Regions from separate parts of the Homo sapiens genome. Here region 1 is linked to region 2. The links are chromatin contacts, found by Hi-C or POLR2A ChIA-PET in ENCODE. All regions are on one chromosome and are shown on one strand. Each heading gives the region's core, a stretch centred on a gene start or an enhancer-like site at or near the end of the contact. The rest is flanking DNA. Distances are from core to core; before and after follow the strand shown.

Region 1 (3,749 bases), core at 438-2,937, 130 kb after region 2:
TGGGAAGCTGAGGCAGGAGGATGGCTTGAGCCCAGGAGTTTGAGGCTGCAGTGAGCTATGACTGTACCGCTGCTCTCCAGCCTGGGTGTCAGAGGGAGACCCTGTCTTAAAAACAAACAAACAAAAAAGATTAAGATGTTGTGGTTTCACACAAAAGGATGAAAAGGAACATAAATAAAGGTTTGGGATGTTCCGTTTTACATCGAACTAGAAACATTTGTTTTATGGTATCTTAGTAGAAAGCCCGAGTAGATTTAGAATTCAAAGACCACAGAGGCTTTTTCTCAAATTGAATCTCAAGGCAGTGGGGCTCCCTGGTCACTCCGTTTTGCTGGTATATCTTGGGAAATGCAGTGAGGAGGCTGTAACATGACACCAGGCTAGAAAGCTGCCCAACACAGGAGAGGAGAAGACAACGGAGCAGCTGGGCCTGCTTCACACAATCCTCATCTTAGAAGAAAACAGGTAAAGGAAAGAAGATGGGGTGGGGGGAGGACCAAGAACTTGGCAGCTGCCTCAAGGCTGCTTAGAGATCTGTGATTTAAATATTTATCTCCACAGAGAATTGAACCACATCTGGAGCCTACAATTTAATTTCTCCCAACGTTAAACAGATGTTTACTTTTTAAATGCTAAACAGTATATGTTTAAGGATATTCTAAAACTAATGTTTTCTAAATATTACAAATGAAACTTGGTATTTTTTACAAGGTCCATGATGATTTTAACACAGAGAACATGAGTGCTAGAAAGGACTCACGCAATGAGCTATTCTAGCTCCCACTTTGGAAAGGAAGAAACTGAGTCCCCTATGGCTAAGTGACTTATTGATTCTACACAAATTGTTTATGACTGAGCTATAAGTAGAATCTATGTGGTCATTTTCACTGTAAATATTTTAACCTCTCATAAAAATTTAAATATCCCATGGAATGACAGGGGCTGTCACATAGTGTCAGTGCAAACTTAAGAAGCTGGAGCGTCAGCAGAGGCAGTGAGGCATGCCCGGGAGTGGGGGCAGCCACTTTCAGGAGCCACTGCAGACATCACTTCACAGCAGGGGCTGGGGAAACAGCTACCATAGGGTGATGGAAGGGACCCTGCGGATGAATCAGCCCTCATCACTGTGGGGGAAAAGTTGGTGAAAAGAGGTGGGAGAACGTTGGAAAGATTCTGGAATTTCTGAGACGCAGCTGAAGAGATGAGTCAGGAAAATAATATGCTGTGACTATTTTTACTATACTATTTTAACTGTCAGGTAGGGTGGCTGAGACAGTCAGACAACTGTCATAGAACACAGTAACTGTCCCTACCGCCCGCCAGATACTAGGCAAGGTACTCAACAGATGGTAGTTTTCAAAACTTCACAAAGGCCTCGTGAAATAGGCATTCTGCTACTCACTGCATAGAGGAAGTCTGGAGAAGTTCAGTGACCCCATGGCTGAGTCCAAATTTTAATCCATGTCTACCTAATTCAAGAGCTCTTCCCTGTCCAGAAAGCCCACAGCCCCAGTCATGACTCTTTAACCGGAACCACAGTCTATACAGGTCATTAAGAGTAGCACAATTCAAAATCAACAGGCTTTGATTGTTTTCCTTCCTTTTTCTTTTCAGAACATTATCTGGATTCAACTGACTGCAAGGGGAAAAGTTTACTTCCAGAAAATTATGCCAGGAGCAACTTCTTATTTCCTCATTTCTAGCATGTACTTTTCTGCAAATACGTCAACATGTCTGAAATCAGGATGTGAAAATGATTCATATATTTAATGCAATAGTGTTTTTCCCCTTAAATGCTGTTATTAAATTGATGGGGTAATCATACAGCATCTTAAAATTGAAGAGCTATATTTTTTTTTCAGATGATAAATGCCTTTGAAACTTTCAAGTTAGCCATTTAAAGGGACGTGGGTCTAGAAAATAATTTTTTTTATTTGTTTTCGGAGTTTCACTCTTGTTGTCCAGGCTGGAGTGCAACGGCATGATCTCGGCTCACCGCAACCTCTGCCTCCCGGGTTCATGCGATTCTCCTGCCTCAGCCTCCCGAGTAGCTGGGATTACAGGCATGCGCCACCACACCAAGCTAATTTTGTATTTTTAGTAGAGACAGGGTTTCTCCATGTTGGTCAGGCTGGTCTCGAACCCTCAACCTCAGATGACCCGCCTGCCTCCCAAAGTGCTAGGATTACAGGTGTGAGCCTCTGTGCCTGGCCTAGAAAATAATTCTTAAATGCTTCTCCAACATGTTTCTGACCTGGGCTCCACCTTTGATGTATGGGTTCTCTACCCATAATGCCACTGGATATAAGAGCACAGCCAAGACAGCCAATAGCTGGGTCCTTTACCTCTGAGATTAAATCCCTAAGGATCAGCTAGGGCCTATGCTGCAGATCCAACATTCCTTGCATGGATTTGCTACAACAGAACGTAACCCGTCTGAAGCAAGTGTAATCTGGAAACATTCAATATGTGTGGTGAAAGTCATATTTTGTTGCTTTCATGGTTTCAGTTTAACATTAGCAGATCATCTAGTATTTATTAAGGAGACAGTAAGCTTTAACATAAATAGATGGGTCATTTCATAGTTTTATAAAGTTACTTAAGTTTTCCCAACCTTTTCCTCAACTGTAATGTGAATTTAGTGGTACCTACAGTATATAGGTGCTCTAAAGCTTGTTACCCATTGACAAAAATTATCCCCAAATTCTTTGTAGAATAAAATGAGGTATGAAGAAAAGACTAAACAAAAAGATAAAAGGATTGTGCCACGTAATAGATGTTCAATAAATGTTAGTTACCTTCTCTGAGTAAAATTGATGCTTCTTTTTATTGCAAAGGGAAGAATTTTACCACTATAATCAACAAATAACATGAAAATAACTTACAACCATCAATGGTGAGACATCCCAAAGTATCAAATTATTTCATCTGATTCAAAGTGAAAATCTGTAGCAAATTGAAACGAAAGGCATACAGCTTCAAAGAGAAGACTGTCTTAAATAAAAAAATGAATATACAGCATGAGACGATGACTCAGAAAATTGGATTGCAGGACTGTGTGACTCTTACTGTCTCAGTCAATGGTTGCCTTGTGTAGAGGAGGTACAGTTTCCCAAAAATTAACATAATGATCTTTTTAATCCCTTCAGGAATTGTCTGATACTTTTCAAGAAAGAAGACTCAGAAACTGAAATTTAAAAGAAAAAGGAAAATAAACATGCCTAGCTTCTGCAGTTGAAGTTTAGCTTTTGCTCTCTTTGAGTTCTTCCAATTTTTCTGATTGGAATCTGTGTTTCTAAGCTACAAGAAGTGGATGTTGAGTTTTAGCTGTGCTAAAACAATTGCTAATGTGTGATCGTGTCTCTACTTGTTACTGCTACTCGAATAAGACATAAGGATCTTAAGATCTTAAATATTTATGGTTTTTTTGGTTGTTGTTTTTTGTTTTTGAGTCGCCCAGGCTGGAGTGCCGTAGTGCGATCTGGGCTCACTAGTAACTCTGACTCCTGGGTTCAGGCAATTCTCCTGCCCCAGACTCCGGAGTAGCTGAGACTACAGGCATGCACCATCATGCCTGGCTAATTTTTGTATTTTTAGTAGAGACGGGGTTTTGCCATGTTGGCCAGGCTGGCCAACAAGTAATTTAAAACAAGCAATGCAAGTCCAGATCTATTTAAAAGATTCTATTGAATGCTGCTCTTCTGAACGTGTTAACCAAGCGATTTCCTCAAAGAGAACCTAAAAATTCT
Region 2 (3,740 bases), core at 86-2,585:
TAGTAAACTGAGTCTACATTCAATTTTTCTTTTCAAACACACACTCCCAGAACAGTTTTAAATACATATTGGGTATACTGGCACATTTTGGTATTATGCATTGTAAGCCATATAGCAATGTCCAAACTAGATTGGGCTGTTCACATGCAGTAGAGTTGACCTATGTTTTGACTTAGATTCAGTGCGCAAACACTTCAAGTACATACATGACAAAAGTACCTCCCTACATATTAAGCCCATCTACCTTTCTTTAAAGGTGCTTTTTTTTTTTTAATTGGTTCCTGCCTTCATTTGTTGTAATTTCCGTCTCTACTTGAAACCAGACTTTTGCACTCAGAGATGTGCACTGTGGTAGATGATGGCTTTCCAGTGAAGCACGCTTCTTCTTGGCTAGCAGAAACATTGGGCTTGATTTTTTGCAAAGAGTTTCACATCACACATACGAGATGTTGGCAGCAAACTGTCAGACAACATTTCCTGCTGTGGATTCAGGTCACTAAGCCAACGCATGCAAAATGAACGCAGAAAAGGAAGTCTAAGAAGGAGGAATGTTTGAAACAGACACGTACTTAAACCTGAATCACGTAAAATAATCATATTAGCTAATTCTGAATGACGTGAAACTTTGAGAATTTTCCTGTGAGAGGAAGTACTTAACTTCTTTTGTAAGAATTCTCAAAAAAACCCCTAAACAAACAAAACTTGAATTGTGATTTATAATTCATTTGGTCAAATGAAGAGCTATATGCAACTCAAATATAGACAATAAAAACACCACTTTCAATAATATGAATTTAATGAGTATGAATTTGTAGCACTGTCACTTTTCAATTCTGTAAGACACTGATAATCAAAAAACATGAGAATAATATTGTCATTGCTTTAAAAAACTATGTACTAAGTGAATCTGTGTCCTTTCCTGTCCATCAACTGTTTAAGCCTATATTAGTAGGGCAAGGCTGAGAATAAATAGAAAGAGAAAGAATATCAAGGTATTACATAAACCACCAGCATATTTAAAGATGTAATGATATATCATTTCACCAGTTAAATATGTGTTTAAATTAAAATGATCTTATAATCTATGTAAGACCTGTAATGAAATGTAAATAAGTGGTTAAAAAAACAGGACATGCTCACACTGTAAATGATGCTTCATTCAGTCTTGTCTGCACTTGCGCATATCATATTTTAGATGAGTATTTAAAGTCCAGTAGATAGGGGAAGAAAAAACCTTCTCAATCATTAAATATTTTGATTCTGTATACTTTTTGGTTTTTGTTTCTGATACATGTAATACCCTGTTTGAGCCACTGAGGGGTATAGTTGGGTCTACACATCAAAGGTCAGTATTGTTTTCTAACATTCCTCTATCAGGGCATCCTGGCTTAATACTGCGTGAACCCACAATCCCAGAAAGCCAGTGCTAATCCTCTTTGCCCAGCCGTTCCCACTCCTGTGACAGGGGTAAGGAGGAAGCTGCTGAACCCTGCTAAGAAGATGGGAGGCCTGGTCTAATTCGAGAACCAGACACGGCAGGCCCTGTCTTCTGGGCTCAGCCCAGTGAGAAGCTGGAGCAGCAGGGAGGCGCGCTCACTGCAGCGATCCCGTGGCTCAGCAACCTGCAGGGAATGGTAGTCACTGCTCCTTCCCGAATCTCAGATGACTATTCCTTTAAGTTCTGTGGTTACAATCTGTAAAACATATGAGTAGCATTTGCAAATGGTAGTAAATAACAATCACATAAAAACTGAAACCATAAGGCAAACCGCACTCTCAACATGGCTTCAAGATAGGTACAGCCTTTTCCTGTAAGCAACAACTCTACCGTTCTTTTATCTGTAGGAAAATCGCAAACATTCTATTCAAGCAAAAGTAAAAGATTCCATACATGTTTAGACTGCACTGTTTTTTCTCTGCTTGTGATAAAGCAATTGTCTTTCCTGGAGCTTATCTGCCCTCGGGGCTGAACTTGAGTAAGGTTCAGGACTGAGGGGCTCGGGAAGCTCTGCTCCCCTGCTTTTTTGGAAGTCTTGCTGATCCTATAAACCAGCTCTCCTTGCTTTCATCTGGTGGAACAAGTGATCTCGGATGGCACAGTAGGCAGTGAAGTGAAAATTTAGGGAGGTCATCCCTGAGACTGTATCACTTATTTTAACTTCTGTTTTTACCATTGAAAAAGAAAAAAACACACACACACAGATCTCAGGGAGAAGAAAGCTATATGACAACATCACGGTTTAGCTATCAGATTCAGTAGTGAGAGATGCTTCTGGTACACAGACAGCAAAAGCCTAACTGTGGAAAGACCCTGCAGGGGCCTCCCAGGCTTGCCTGCCTCTGTGACTTCCCTGCTACCTCACCTCGCTCCCTGTGAGGCTCTCTCCTGCAAAGAGGAGACTGTACACACACCTCCACGCCCCGAAGCCTTCTACCCGTTCGTCCTTCTCTCCACCACTCAAGCACCCCTTCCTCAGGATTCCACCCCTGAACTGCAGGACTAGGTTACATCTCAGGGAAGCTGTTTTCATAGCTCCTGCGTTGCCACTGTCAGGGGGGCACTTTTATTTTTGTTTGTATTAGAATTTGAGTTGTGGTCGGGGTAGCCTACCTGTAAGCTATATCCACTCACCACTGTATTCTTACAGTGCCGGGCATCGAGCAGAAACATTTTTTTAAAAATATCAAAGAAAATCAAGCTAAATAAATGCATCTGGGGTTCATTTCCTGCTTTAAGACTCTTGAACAACTGCTCTAATCTTTGAAATTTGTTCATGACCAATTTGTTTATATTTCTCTACCATGCAGGTATAATCTTCTCTGGCTAGAACTACAGTGTTGAATTTTTACCCCCATTCTTGTAAAAAGAGAATACTTTATTCCCACAAATGAAAAACCTGTTTTTTAATGTTCCACCTCAAACATCATATAAAGGTTAACTTCCCGATAAACTTCTCAAATTTTCCCCAAGGAGTAAGTGGTCTTAAACTGTGGTTTTACTCTATTACTTTGATTTGATACACATTTTATCCTTCACAATATAGAAAAATACATGATGGATCATGGTTTCTAAGGAGAGGTCTTGGCTAAACTGTATTAGGCCACTCGAATCGCCCAGTTATCAACACACCTGGATCTGGACACCATCTGATTAGTGGGTGTGATCATCTGATGAATGCAGACAGCAGTTCTGGGCATGGTATGGGGATGTGTCTTGGATTCCCTTCTTAAATTCAAACTCCTGGATAACTAGGAAAAATATTCTCTCGCCCTATCTAACTATAGAAAAAAACACATGAATAACAGTTTGGAAGCATTAACTATTAAATATGTAATTGGTCTTGTACCTAAAAAGACTGTTCTAAAACTGAAATTGATATTTTTGTAGCAGTCACCATATTTAGCGGACTAACAGTTAATAATCCTATAAACGAAATGAACTAATTGACATAACTGGGCACGTATTTTGCTTTGAGGTTATCTTGAAGACTAGAGAAAAAATTACATTGCTCAAGCTTAAATGTCCTATGAGTGCTTTAAAATTTTCATGGGTTAAAATTATTGAAGTCATGCTCTATAAAGTACAGTTTTGGGATCTTGAGTATGCCTTTGTCTCTAAAATGGCCTAGATCCAAATTTTTGAGGTATATTTTAACCTCAGGCACTTCCATGAACCACATCCTTGCAGGAGGGTGATATTCTCTTTGTGAATATGTTCTAGTCAAGCCCTCACCTCTCAG

What was found. A loop is a pair of places that touch in the nucleus more often than their neighbours do. ChIA-PET counts read pairs that join two places held with the same protein, here RNA polymerase II (POLR2A). Pooled maps may share reads with other maps.
Region 1: a loop to region 2 is called in a map of endothelial cell of umbilical vein, with 4 times the contacts of the local background. The contact joins two enhancer-like sites. A Hi-C loop is called at or near these places in 1 of 168 maps with a recorded cell type or tissue (endothelial cell of umbilical vein), 1 of 37 single-sample maps with no recorded cell type and 3 of 50 pooled maps. POLR2A ChIA-PET finds 5 or more read pairs at or near these places in 1 of 52 experiments (WTC11).

The regions. Positions count from the first base shown.
Region 1 is chr18:5,581,889-5,585,637 of GRCh38, forward strand. It overlaps a transcript of EPB41L3 not described here. Among named protein-coding and RNA genes, the nearest start is that of EPB41L3, 40 kb to the left of the region's middle. Within about 2 kb of position 1,688, at least 4 of the 41 ENCODE cell types and tissues checked have a DNase peak (open chromatin) inside an H3K27ac peak, as active enhancers do; they include endothelial cell of umbilical vein, where a contact is called at or near this core.
Region 2 is chr18:5,455,361-5,459,100 of GRCh38, forward strand. The region is part of intron 3 of EPB41L3 (erythrocyte membrane protein band 4.1 like 3); the gene reads right to left. Among named protein-coding and RNA genes, the nearest start is that of EPB41L3, 87 kb to the right of the region's middle. RefSeq lists an enhancer at 1,047-1,547. Within about 2 kb of position 1,336, at least 11 of the 41 ENCODE cell types and tissues checked have a DNase peak (open chromatin) inside an H3K27ac peak, as active enhancers do; they include endothelial cell of umbilical vein, where a contact is called at or near this core.